Regions from separate parts of the Homo sapiens genome. Here regions 1 and 2 are each linked to region 3. Evidence: chromatin contacts called from ENCODE Hi-C or POLR2A ChIA-PET data. All regions are on one chromosome and are shown on one strand. The core of a region is the stretch at or near the end of the contact, and the rest is flanking DNA. Distances in the headings are between cores, read along the strand shown. Region 1 holds the start of ZSCAN20 (zinc finger and SCAN domain containing 20). Region 2 holds the start of SRSF4 (serine and arginine rich splicing factor 4). Region 3 holds the start of SNRNP40 (small nuclear ribonucleoprotein U5 subunit 40).

Region 1 (4,220 bases), core at 175-2,674, 2.2 Mb before region 3:
ACTCCCATTGGCAATGAATCAGCTTCAGCTTCCAGCAGATAGCCTTGCCAGGCAGAGGAAGACTAAAGCTCCTGCCCTGGAAATCCACTGGCAATAGAAGTCTTCAAGGCTGGTATAGCAAAGCTTACCCTGCATGGTCTTCATTCACACATACATACATCAAGTATTTACTGCTTTACATCAAGTGTTTACTGCTCTAGACTGGGCAATGGGGAAACAGAGGTGATTGAGACACTGTTCCTGTCCTGGAGATGTTCACAGTCTAATGGAAGAGACACACACTTCACAGATAATTATGATCAAATGTGGTAATAGGAGAAGTTATGGGAGCTGAGGGTTGGGGGTGACTTAATTTGCTTAAGGGAATTGAGCAAAGTAAGAGTTGAAATTTTTTTAAGTTAAAGAAGTTCTCTTGGCAAAGAAGGTGAAGGGCAAGGAGAGAATATTCTAAGCTGAGAGAACAGCATATATAATGATGGAAAACCAAATGGCCTACCCAGGAAACGAGGAAAACCTTGACAGCCCTGGAGTGTGAGGTGCATGAAGATTAGGCTGCAAAAGGAGTTTATGAAGGACAAGGTGTTTGGACTTTACAGGTGCTGGGTGCCAATGAAAGTTTTCAAGCAGAAGGCATAATCAGATTTGTAGGTGAAACAGATCACACTAGGTGCAATGTGTGTGTTCATGCTGGGAAACTGAAAAGGCTTCTGCGAAAACCCTACAAGAAAGAGGCCGACTGAAAAGATATTAAAGAAATTAAAGATCGGAAGATCCTTGGACGTGGAAGAATGCAAGAGGAATCAGTGGGTAAGTAGGTAGGTAGGTAGGTAAATGGGATGATCGTGCCACTGACTTCCATAAGACATAAGGAAAGAAGTGCAGGTTTGGGGCAGAACACAATAGCCAGTCCCATCCACTGGGTTCCAGAGGTAACAATCATTAGGGAGGTAACAAATTAGATATGCTTGTTCTAGATGGGAAGGTAGAGATTGAAACACTATTTTTAAGGTCGGGCTTCAAGCTCAGGCCCTCTTCACTTCTTGCCAGGGCCCCAGACCCTCTATCCTTTCCTCTGTGGTCTCCAGACCTTTCTATGACTCTCCCACCTCCAAAACCTCCCTCAACCCCCTCACCTTCAGACCCTTCTAAGGCCCTCCTCATTCCCAGGGCCCTCTATCGCCTCCTCATCCCCGACCCCTGTATGACCCTTCCCATCTCCGGCCTCTACATCCTTTGACCGTCCCTCACCCTCCACCCCCACATATAAGCTTCTTTCTCCCCTCTCACCTTCCCCAGCCCCCTGTGTCACCACCACCTCCTAAGTCTCCAGCCCAGAGCCTGCGTCTCAGCTGCCCCCGCCCCGCCACCCGGACTCACCCACCGAGACACCCACTTCACAACAGGGCGGAAGTGCTCCCGGGCTCGTGCGGGGAATGCTGGGACGCGGAGTCCGAGCGGCGCCACCCTGGGAATGGAACGTCTGAGACCACAATTCCCAGAAGGAACCGCGCGAGCGCCGGGGGCGGCCCCCTCCGTTTGCTGCCTTTCAGACGTCTTCAGCCAATAGATATGTCATCTTCTAACGGACCCTGGCACTGGAACAAATCGGAACGGGCGCGACACATGGGGGCGGGACCTGTTGCGATCCTGGCCTTTTCCATAGGCTTCCGGATAACAGCACCGCCCAATGGGAGGGCACTCGAGCAGAAGGGGGCCCAGTTCTACTGAGGGGTCGAAGTGAGAGCCTCAGACCCTGAAAGATCAAAGCAGACACAATAAGAAATAAGAAGAGAGAATGACTAGAGGTGACCAGCCCGATAGGCAGGAGAGAACTGGACAGTTGTAGCTTTAATTTCCAGCTTACAGCTAAGCTGTGTGACTTTGGAAGAATTCTGAACCTCGTTCTCTTCAACCATAAAATGAGGGTAGTAATGGCATCCATGTCACAGAGTTTTGTGAACTTTCAATGAGATAATACACCTAAAACGATTAGCTCAGGGCCTGGCTCCTAATAATGCACAGCGATTGTTAGCTATTATTATGTAAATCAGTTAGTACAGAGCTTGGCACTTCCTAGGTGTTGGAAGAATGTTAATCATTATTACAAAATAATCCTCATATAAATGCGGGTGCTCTGTACCACTGTGAATACTTTGGGGCATGAACAATCTAATGTGGTGTTGAGAATGGGGGCTTTGTAGTCAGACATGGATCCAAATCCCAACTCAACTACTTCGCAGCTGTGTGGCCTTGAACAAATTACTGCCATCTATTTTGTCTTTGGAATTTTCATCTATAAAATGCAAGTAATGTAAGAGAACTTACATCACAGGGTGTTATGAAGGTTAAATGAGACTATTTAGGTAAAAGTCTCTGAAGTCAAGCTGCTTGTGTCTGAAAGTTCTTACTTTCAAATGAAGGATGCAGGTCATACCACCCGCGTTGTGAAACCTTGGGCAAATTACTTAGCTTCTTTATGCCTGCATTTTCCCAGCTGTAAAATGGGAATGATAATACTTGCCTCTTCCTGAGACAGTTGTTGAGAGGAATAAATGGGAGAAGGTATGTAAAGAGCGTGACACATGTCTGACACACAGAAAGTGTTTAATAATCATTAGCTAGTCCAGGCACGGAGGCTCATGCCTGTAATCCCAGCCCTCTGGGAGGCTGAGACGGAAGGATCGCTTTAGTCCAGGAGTTTGAGACCAGCCTGGGCAGCGAAGTGAGACCTCGTCTCTATTTTAAAAAATAGAAAATACAATAATATACATAATCATTAGCTATTATTATTATTACCAATGGTTATGCGGCTTAGGGAAAATTGACAATACCTAGCATCTGGTAAGAGCTCAATGCATGTTGGCTAGTGTTAAAATAGGAGAATTCTTAGCTTTAACGACCCAGTTTAAATTCCTTCTCTGTGAAACATGTTCCAACTTATTTGTAGTAATAACTCATGTGATTTTACTCAGTAAACATAATAACAACCCGTAAATACTCCTTGGTGTTGAAGTCTCACAGTAGCCCTATGAGATTGGTATTGTTTGCTCCACTTTACAAAGAGGGAATGAGACTTAGAGAAACGAAGTGACCTACTCAAGATCACAGAGCCAATAAGAACCAGGGCTGCGATTTGTCACCCCCTAGGCATGTGACTCCAAAGGTCCTACACTGCATGAGGAAGAGACCATATGTGGAAGTAGGAGGGTTTGAGATGGGGAGGGACAGTGCAACAGTGTGGGGTGCCAAGGGAGCCGGAAACATTTGAGAGAGTGTCAGGATCTGAAGCTGGAGAGGCAGCTTTGCAGGGTCAGGTAAGGACGTGTCCACTTCAGCATCATCTGCCCTAAGAGGAAGAAGGGAGGCGAGTGTGCAGAGAGAGGAGAGGACATCATTAGGACACAAGAGGGCGCGCCTCGCCCTCAATACAGCCTCGAATTATTCTATGGTTTCCCTTAGCCTTTGTCTAATTAAAGCCTGGCATTCTACAGAAGAGAAAAAACTAACGAAGTCCTCAAGAGGCCAACTGCCCTTTAGTGCCGTGTAGAAATAAGCAACAGAGCCTGAACCTGTTCCAGGTTCTCTCTGGTTCAGCACCCATCAGGATTTGGTTTGCAAGCGTTCTGTCTGCATTTGTCTACCAGGACTCTCTCTGATTTGGGCAGACACTAGGCTCTAAGGATGCAGAGATGAAGCAAACCTGGTCTCTGACCCCAGGGCCTGATCTCTAAACTTTCCCAATAGAGCGCTCCCATAAGTGAAGCCTTTTTGAGTTTTTGAGTTGAGCACACACTCCCAACATATGTGTATTTATTTACTTATAAATGATGTGCCTGTAATAGCTAACTTTCCTTGAACATTTGCAATGCATTATTAGGTCCTTCTCTCAGTGCTTTATATGTATTAACTCATTTAATACATCCAAAACCCTTTGAGGGAGAGTCTAACACTATCCCATATTACAGAAAAGGAAACTATGGTATAGAGAGGTTAAATAACATGCTAACGGCACGTGGCTAAAAAAGCAGGCAGTCTAGCTTCAGAATAAGGTAAGATTTTTAAAAAATAGAAATAGAAGTTATAACAGTTTCTTTGCAACCATAGTGTGATAATCTTGTGCACTCAGCTTTGGAGACCACTATTTCTGTGGCTTTCAGGCCTGTGATCAGTCCTTTGAGAAAGGGAGGTGCAGGAAATTGTGGGAGCCCAGGGGCAACAGT
Region 2 (4,553 bases), core at 342-2,841, 2.1 Mb after region 3:
ACAGCCACTTAAGGGGAATTGAGCAATAACTTATCAAAACTCTGACCCAAATATCCTATTTCTAGGAATAGATGATATATATAGAGAGAGAGAGAAAGAGAGAGAGAGAAATGCAAAGTTACTGCAGCAGTGTAATAACAAAAGGTTGGAACTTATTTCAATGTCCTTCACCAGGGCACTGGCTAAATAAATTACTGTGTATAAAATGGTATGAACCATAAAACTAGTCCTTTTATACTCTTAAGGAATGATTTTCAAAATATATTTTGTGTAGAACCATATGTATAGTATCCTACTATTTGTTTTATAAGGGTAAATTAACCTCCTAAAGGACATTTCAGAAACTGCCTCTGGGAAGAGAAACTAAGTGGCTGGTGGACAGCGAAGACTTTTCACTGTGTATCATTTGAACCTTGAGTTATCCTTTCAAAATATTCAAAAAACAAAAACAAGCAAAGAAACAAAACCCTTTATGGTTCTAGGTACATGGCGTTAGTGAGAAGGGAACCAATATTTATTGAGCTCTTACCATGTTTCAGACACTGTTCCAAGTACTTTCACATACACTACCCCATTTAGTGACCTGTGTAATCCTTGAGATGGGTATACATTATTCTAATTTTACAGGTTAGAAAATAGACTGGATAGGCCAGGCGCAGTGGCTCACGCCTGTAATCCCAGCACTTTGGGAGGCCAAGGCGGGCGGATCACCTGAGGTCTGGAGTTTGAGACCTGCCTGGCCAATATGGTGAAACTTCCTCTCTCCTAAAAATACAAAAATTAGCCGGGCGTGGGGGCGGGCGCCTGTAGTCCCAGCTACTCTGGAGGCTGAGGCAGGAGAATCGCTTGAACCCGGGAGGCGGAGGTTGCAGTGAGCTGAGGTCGCGCCACTGCACTCCAGCCTGGGCGACCGAGCGAAACTCGTCTCAAAAAAAAAAAAATAGGTTGGATTGTGGTCAAGTAATTTACTCGGCGTCATGCCTAGTCTAGCTCCAAAGCTCCAGCCTTCTCCGCTTCTCACACTGCTTCTATTTAAGCAGTGTCCTCTTAAAAATAATACTGGTCTCATTTATTGGGCACTTGATATGACAAAACTACTAAGTGCTTTATGTACGTATTCTCATATAATTCTCAAGACAACTCTGGAAGGTAGGAACTACTCTCCCCCTTTTACAGAAAAGATAAAGGAGGGTCCGAGACATCGCGCGTAACAAGCCCAAGGTCACGGGTACACAATCGTTTGGAAGCTAGGTTTGATTCCAAAGCTCCAGCTCCGAAATCCAAACCACACCCGGTTCAAAGGACAAAAGCACAAACGCTCGCTCGCTGGGCTCTAGGAGGTGCGGACACTTCCGGGGGAGGGGCGAAGCCAGCTGGCTGCGGAAGGCGGTGCAGGAACCCCTTTGGCGAGCTCGCGCGAGGACGTGCCGCAGCGCCGCCTGTCGATCACCTTGCCCCGCCGCACGTCGGCGCGCCCCCGGGCAAGCTCCTCCCCCAGTCCTGGCCGAGCGGGAAGCGAACGCGCGCTCTCTCCGGTTACCTTCCGCCTCGGGGAAGGGCGGGGGAAGTGGAAGCGCGCGCTCGCGAGCTGCGTGCTCGCGTACGTCGCCGGGGTTCGGCTGCGTCCGTCCCGCCGCCCGCCCGTTGCCGCCGCCGCCGCTGCCGCCGTGCTCTCGCTTTGCCCGCCGCCGCCTAAGGGGGGCTGGGGCCGGGGCCAGCCATCACTGCCGTTGCCGGGATGCCGCGGGTGTACATCGGCCGCCTGAGCTACCAGGCCCGGGAGCGCGATGTGGAGCGCTTCTTTAAGGGCTACGGGAAGATCCTGGAGGTGGATCTGAAGAACGGGTGAGGAGGGCGAAAGAGGGTCCGGCCGGGCGGGGACAGACCCCATAGGTGGTGGGGAGGCCGCGGGGACGGGAGAGGGACGCCTGGTCCGCGCGGAGCGGCTACCGGCCTGGCCAGGCTCCGCCATAGTGGCGGCGCCTCGGGGGCGCGGGTAGGCCCCGGTTCCCACTGCGCCTGCGCGGGTGGGGGTGGTGGAGGCATAATGGGAGCTGTGCTGAGGCCCTGAGTGGGACGGGGAGAAGGAAAGCCCGAGTGGGGCTGGTGCTCCGGGCAGGGGGGCACAGCTCCAGGGCGCCCGGGAGACCTGGGTTTTCCCTTCCTAGGCCCGGAACTGGGGCCCTATTCGTTTCTGGGTAGACACCAACCTTTCCCGCTCTGAGGACTACTGGAAATAAACAGGATTTCCTGCTCCCTTTCACCTCTTGCCCGGTCTCATGGATCAGACGGTCACAGCGCCGTCTTCCCCGAGGACTGGAGCCTTGGAGGGAGGCCCTTTTTAGCCGTGTGCCACGCTTTTTTGGGCGGGAGACTCCAGTTTGAGTAGTCTAGTGACAGTTTCGAAAGTATCGTCTTGCCGTGCTGAAAGCCTTCACCGTTCCCTCTGCAAGAGTAAATTAAAGTCTTAACTTCTTATCTTTAAGACTCCGTGCAGAGTTTCCACGCTGTGGTTTCCGTTTTCCAACTTACCGAAAAATTGCTTGGCCGTTGTAGAATTTGTTAGGAGAATAGTGGCCACCCTGGCTAGTATCTGCGTCTGGTTAACGCAGACGGAGACGAAATTGTTAACTTACTGCCTCCCCCAGAGTATGATCTATTACTTGTATTCTTAATCTACTTCGGCAAAAATAGTGCCAGCATGAGCTACAGGTTTTAGGGAAAACTGTTGAGGAATCAGGCCTGGAGAAAATACTCAACGGGGAAAACTGGGAACCAGATGTTAGGTAGGGCTTGGAAGGCATGGATATAAAATTAAAAGGACTGGGGTGACATTTTAGGGCACTAAACCTTGGGTGTTAGAGAACTCTTGGCTTAAAAAAGAAACTCTACTTTGCAACAGTTGTAATATAGCTACCGTTTACTCCCCAGGGTTATACTAGTAACTGACACCTGAAACATTTTGAAAGTTACCTAAGTATGTTTCACGTATGAGAAAACTGGTAGCTACCGTATTCTCAAATGATGATTTGGGTTTAAAAAGCCATTTCAAATTAATTATTAGAATCGTTTTCTTTCTGAGGACGTCTTTAGTAAAGTACTGATTTCTTTTACAGTAAAAGGCTTTAAAAACTACTCCTTTTCTACAGTAAAACGTTCAGTTCTTAAGGATATATTGAAGTGGCGGGTAGACGTTATTGTATACATACCATATATGTGAAAGTTGAAACTCCAGTTTTTTTCAGAGCCCAGCTAAATTGACAGCATAACTAACTTTTGTGGACAAAGTGTGGATTTTGAAGCCAGCCAGGCCTAAGTCAAATCCTGGTTCCACCACTTACTACGTATGGGCAAGTTACTTCTCTGAACCTGGTTGTTCATTCATGTGGAAAAGGAAGATTAGAGATAATAAATGTAAAGCATTTGGCTTAGGCAGTAAGTGGCAGCTATAATCAGAGGGATGAGGAAACATCTTTGCTTGTTGGTGTTTGATAACATAAAGCGTGTTTGGTGAGGTCTTTTCTAATGTTACTCAGGTGATAGTGTGCAGGAAATGACAAGACTGTTAATGGGAAACTGATTCATCAACCAAATGTATTGATAACCCATCAACAAAATGTCCACCACTGTGCTAAATGAATTGGGGGAGGAGGCAGAAAACAGTTCTGCTCTTGAATAAATTAAGCATTATGACATGTGCACTTTGAATTAAGAAATGTTTGCTTTCGCTTTAAACTCTAGTAAAACTTGGAATGATTTGCTTGAAAAGATGTGTTGAAATGGCTTTGAAGAATAGATTAGAGCTTGAAGTGAAGAAATTTAGGTTTCTGGGAATAGTATATGTCGTAGTTGGGGCTCAGGCATGGTGACTTGTGCCTGCAATCCCAGCTGAAGTGTGAAGATTACTTCAGGCCAGGAGTTTGAGACCAGCCTGACCCCATCTCTAAGAAAAAAATTTTTTTAATTAGCCACGCGTGGTGACACTCGCCTATAGTCCTAGCTACTTCAGAGGATGAGGCAGGAGGATCACTTCAGCCTAGGATTTCAAGGCTACAGTGAGCTATGATTGTGACACTGCACTCCAGTCTGGGTAACAGCAAGACCCCCATCTCTAATAAAATAAGTACAATGCTGACTTTTTTTGCTTTTTGATGAATAGGGAAAAAATATTTTTTTAATGTCATAATTGGTGTTGAAGACATGGTCCAGTAAGAAGCAATTATGAAAAATAATAAACAATCTAGCATGGATCAAGCCTTATGAAGAATCTAGAAATTTAACAACATAAACCAGAAACAACGACTATTAGATTTTACACTAAAAATTCGAAATCAATGAGTAGGAATTCAAAGGCTCTGGAAGGAAGAAGTGAGCAACCCAAAAGGAAGATGGAGCGATAAGAGGAAAGAGCCTTTCAGGACCCTAAATACCTGGGTGGTTTTTTTAAGGAACTGTTCATTCTTACAGTTATGCTGCCAAACCATGATATGCATGAAATGTCATTGAAAGTCAAGGTTGAAATGAAGTCATTTTAGAGTTTCAAAGACAGGTAT
Region 3 (4,306 bases), core at 765-3,264:
ATTTTATATTCCCAACACAAATCTCTCTTCTGAGCACAAAGCTGTATTTCAAACTGCCTCTTGGATGTCATGAATGACCCCACACAATCAATCAATCAATCAATAAAAACTGATCTCAGCTGGGAGCAGTGGCTCAGGCCTGTAATCCCAGAATTTTGGGAGGCTGAGGCAGGTGGATCACTTGAGGCCAGGAGTTGGAGACCAGCCTGGCCAATATGGTGGAACCCCATCTCCACCAAAAATACAAAAATTGGCCGGGCACAGTGGAGGCGCCTGTAATCCCAGCTACTGGGGAGGCTAAGGCAGGAGAATTGCTTGAACCTGGGAGGTGGAGGTTGCAGTGAGCCAAGGTTGCACCACCACACTCCAGCCTGGGCGACAGAGCAAGAACCTGTCTCAAAAAAAAAAAAAAAACAAAAAAAAACTGGTCTCTAATCATCTTCTAGTGTTCCCTATCCAGCTTGAGGGATTCCGTGATAGTGAGTGAATGGTACCACCATCTATTCAACTACATAAGCCAGAAACCTAGGAGTTACCTTTGATTCCTCTCTTCACTCCCTAAAATCAACCCATCACCAAGTCCCACCCATTTTACCTCCTATATACCTCTAGAATCTGTCCAATTCTCTGCAGTTCCACCCATATCTCAGTCCTCACTGACATCTCTGACCAGGATTACTGCATATCCCAAGTGGTCCACATACATCGACTAGGGCTTCCCCAACCCCCGTCTGTTCACACCACTGAGCCTGAGGGATCAAGTCCCCTCCTCCACCACACCCCACTGGGGGAAGACGGCTCAGTGGTATCTCATCCGTTTTAAAATAAAAGCTACAAATTCCTGCAAGGTCTGACCGCTATCACGTACAGCTTCATCTTGTACCATACTCCCTTCATTCTCTTTGTACCAGCCACACTGGCTCTTTGTGCTTTTAGTCATTTTCCTCCCAAGTGCCTCAGGGCTCTGAACAAGTAGTTCTCTATGGAAGGTTCTGCCTTCACTTCTTCACCTAATTAATTACAACACTTCCTGCAGCTACCAGCGCAGGCATCTTTTCCTCTGAAAAACCTTCCTGCTTATTTCAGGCACTCATAGCATCAGGCAGCAGTAGGAGGCATTTCCATGTATTAGTGAGGTCATTGTTTAACGTTTTCCCCACCAGAGTTAAACGCCCTGAGAGTAGGGACCGTGCCCGGTTCACAACATACCCCCAACGCGCTGCTAAATGAATATCAGCAGGACGACTGAGGCAATGACCACGTTCATGGGCATGAGTCTCAAATTTCTCAACAAGACTGTGCTCTGGAGAAGGAGTCGGACATTTCCTTCATCACTGTCTCTCTCAGGGGGGCATACAGTAGGCCCTGATCAAAAACTGCAAAATCAGTGGCAGAAACAAGTCAGCCTCCTCGGCCAAATGGGGCACCGGAGGAGGCTGGGACGCAGGCCTTTCTCCCTGGGAATGCCCGGCACAGGACTGGCCACGATGGGCGCTCTTGAAGAAGGGAGCCGCAGGGGCTGGGTCTTGCCGCCAGAGACCCCAAGGCTCCGCTCCTGCCCCGAAAGGGAGCCCAGGCTACTACTTACCACAGCTGGGGACTCGGGGCCCGCCTCCCACCCCTTGCTGTCAGCACCCTCAGCTGAGAAGGGCAGGTTCAGACTGCACAACCGAGGCGTCGCCTCCAGACTCAGGCAGCCACCCACCCCGTTCTTCCTCATACGTACTAGGCGTCAGCTCCAGGTCCCCGAGTCGCTGCGCTGAACTAAACGCCGACCCCAGTCAGCCAGCGCGTTTCCACCCACAAGACCCAGCGCGCCTAGGGCGGTCGCCAGCTCCGTCCACCAATCCTGGTATCGCACTCTCATGACGTCAGAAAGATATGCCCAATAACAAGAGACTATCCGAGGGCGGTGCAAATGGAAATATTGAAAGCCGATTGGTTCTTCCAAGCTGGAAGTTGTGGAGGAAGGACTAATTTGGAACCAATTGCGTGGCGCCTGAGAGCGGCAGCGCGGTCAGTGGCGGCGCTGAAGAGACCGGTTGCCGCCATGATAGAACAGCAGAAGCGTAAGGGCCCAGAGTTGCCGCTGGTTCCAGTCAAGCGGCAGCGGCATGAGTTGCTGTTGGGAGCGGGGTCTGGCCCAGGAGCCGGGCAGCAGCAGGCGACGCCGGGAGCCTTGCTGCAAGCGGTAAGTGAAGAAGCAGGCGGCCTTTGGCCCTCAGCTCATCTTCCTCCCCTCAGAGCGCTGTATCTGGTGATCCCTGACCCTTTCCCGCATTGCGGGGGCAGAACGAGAGTTTCTACGCAGAGTTAAAGCACATAAACACTGTAAAAGCTCCCCATAGCCTGCGAATGCTGCGTACGTGTTCCCCCGTTTGGCGCCCGTTTTCAGCCTCTCGACTGCCCTGAGATAGCATTAGAATTAGAGTTGAGGACCTTGGGCTCAAAACCCTGACCCGGGTTTAAGCATCCTGACTCTAACATGGATCTGGCATAGAACAAAAATTCCGAAGAGTGTGTAGAATGAATGAATGAGGGAGGGAAGAAAAAAGGGAAATGATTTGTGTTGGCTCGTTTTGGGACTTTGGGCAAGTTGCTTTTCCCTTTATTTCTCTGCACTAGTATTATTAACAACTAAATAGCAGCTAACATTCATTGACTCTTGTACTAAAGTGTTTCGTATATGAAATTTCCATTGATCTTGGTAGCAGCCTGTTAGGAACGTTATTAACCCATTTTGCAGATGGAAAAACAGACTTACCAAGTACGTGATAGAAGCAGATTTCGAACTGAGAAACCATGCTCCTAACTACATTTTTTGTAAGATAGAAATAGTGATCACACTTCTAATGTCCTGTTTAGGCTCAGACGAGGAAATACGAGTGTCCTCACATCTCCTCAATAAATCCTGCTGGCACCGTCCTCAAAATAGGTCTAGAATTGCTACTTCTACCATCTCCATCATTGCCTCATGGCCTAAGCCATTATTATCTCATCTGGCATTTTTGTAGTGGGACCCTAACTGGTCTTCCACTTTCTACCTTTGTATCAGCACCTGTTACCAAGCCAATAACCAAAGGAATCCTTCTAAACATCAGATCACATTACACTCTGCAGAAAACTTTCTGGTGGCTTTGTACTTCATCCAGAGTAAAAACCAAAATTCTTGTAATTATTTGCCCTCTTTCCCTTTACCTCTCTGACCAATTTCTTATTGCTCACCTGGCTTCAGTTACTCTCTCTTCCAAGCCTCTGCTTCAGGACCTTTGCATTTGCTGTCCTCTCTGTGGGATTGCTCTTCACAAATGTTTACATGGTTTACTATTCAGCTCCTGCGAATATTTGCCCAAATGTAATTTTTTCAGTGAGGATTTTCCTGACCACCCTATTTTAAATTGCAGTACCACATACTGTGGAACCCACATTGCTTCTCTCTCTCTCTTTTTTTGTTTTTTTGTTTTTAGACAATCTCTCTGTGTTGACCACTGGCTCAGTACAGCCTCCACCACCTGGGCTCAAGTGATCCTCCTGCCTCAGCCTCCTGAGTAGCTGGGACCACAGACACACACCACCACATCTAACTAATTGTATTTTTTTGTAGAGACAGGATTTCACTCCTGAGCTCAAGCAATCCGCACACCTTGGCCTCCCAAAATGCTGAGATTACAGGCATGAGCCACCATCCCCATCCCTTCTTTTGCTCTATAGCACATGACACCACATATATAGTTTGCTTGTTTTCTCTCACCTTCCCTTCTCCCTTCCCCCTTTCCCACTGGAACAGCGAGCTCCATTGTTTATTTTGTTCATTGCTGTTTGCCCAGTGCCTAGCACGTAACTTCTTTTTTTTTTTTTTAAGATGGAATTTTGCTCTTGTCACCCAGGCTGGAGTGGAGTGGCGCAATCTCGGTGCACCGCAACCTCCGCCACCCGGGTTCAAGCGATTCTCCTGCCTCAGCCTCCTGAGTGGCTGGAATTACAGGCGCCCGCCACCATGCCTGGCTAATTTTTGTATATTTTTAGTAGAGACGGAGTTTCACCATGTTGGTCAGGCTGGTCTCAAACTTTTGACCTCAAGTGATCCGCCCACCTCAGCCTCCCAAAGTGCTGGGATTACAGGTGTGAGCCACCGCGCCCAGCCTGCACATAACATTTTTTAAAACTAAATGAATCTGGCCGGGCTTGGTGGTGGGTGCCTGTAATCCCAGCCACTCGGGAGGCTGATGCAGGAGAATCGCTTGAACCCAGGAGGCGGAGTTTGCGATGAGACGAGATCACGCCATTGTACTCCAGCCTGGGCAAC

The links. Hi-C counts contacts between places; a loop is a spot of excess contacts on that map. ChIA-PET counts read pairs that join two places held with the same protein, here RNA polymerase II (POLR2A). Pooled maps may share reads with other maps.
Region 1: a loop to region 3 is called in a map of CD4-positive, alpha-beta T cell, with 6 times the contacts of the local background. The contact joins the promoter of ZSCAN20 here to the promoter of SNRNP40 in region 3. A Hi-C loop is called at or near these places in 2 of 168 maps with a recorded cell type or tissue (CD4-positive, alpha-beta T cell and naive thymus-derived CD4-positive, alpha-beta T cell) and 7 of 50 pooled maps.
Region 2: a map of naive thymus-derived CD4-positive, alpha-beta T cell shows a loop between it and region 3 (12-fold over the local background). The contact joins the promoter of SRSF4 here to the promoter of SNRNP40 in region 3. A Hi-C loop is called at or near these places in 1 of 168 maps with a recorded cell type or tissue (naive thymus-derived CD4-positive, alpha-beta T cell) and 7 of 50 pooled maps. POLR2A ChIA-PET finds 5 or more read pairs at or near these places in 2 of 52 experiments (activated B cell and activated CD8-positive, alpha-beta memory T cell).

What each region holds. Positions count from the first base shown.
Region 1 is chr1:33,469,849-33,474,068 of GRCh38, reverse strand. ZSCAN20 (zinc finger and SCAN domain containing 20) reads right to left here and starts at 1,424. Exons shown (of 8, transcript NM_001377376.1): 1 at 1,378-1,424. RefSeq lists a silencer at 3,167-3,461.
Region 2 is chr1:29,178,938-29,183,490 of GRCh38, reverse strand. It overlaps SRSF4 (serine and arginine rich splicing factor 4), which reads left to right and starts at 1,591. Exons shown (of 6, transcript NM_005626.5): 1 at 1,591-1,845. The coding sequence starts at 1,739. It also overlaps a transcript of MECR not described here. RefSeq lists enhancers at 263-900, 1,243-1,472, 901-1,538 and silencers at 1,543-1,752, 1,803-1,992.
Region 3 is chr1:31,294,496-31,298,801 of GRCh38, reverse strand. It overlaps SNRNP40 (small nuclear ribonucleoprotein U5 subunit 40), which reads left to right and starts at 2,014. Exons shown (of 10, transcript NM_004814.3): 1 at 2,014-2,191. The coding sequence starts at 2,051. ZCCHC17 (zinc finger CCHC-type containing 17) reads right to left here and starts at 1,770. Exons shown (of 8, transcript NM_016505.4): 1 at 1,727-1,770. RefSeq lists an enhancer at 2,036-2,245.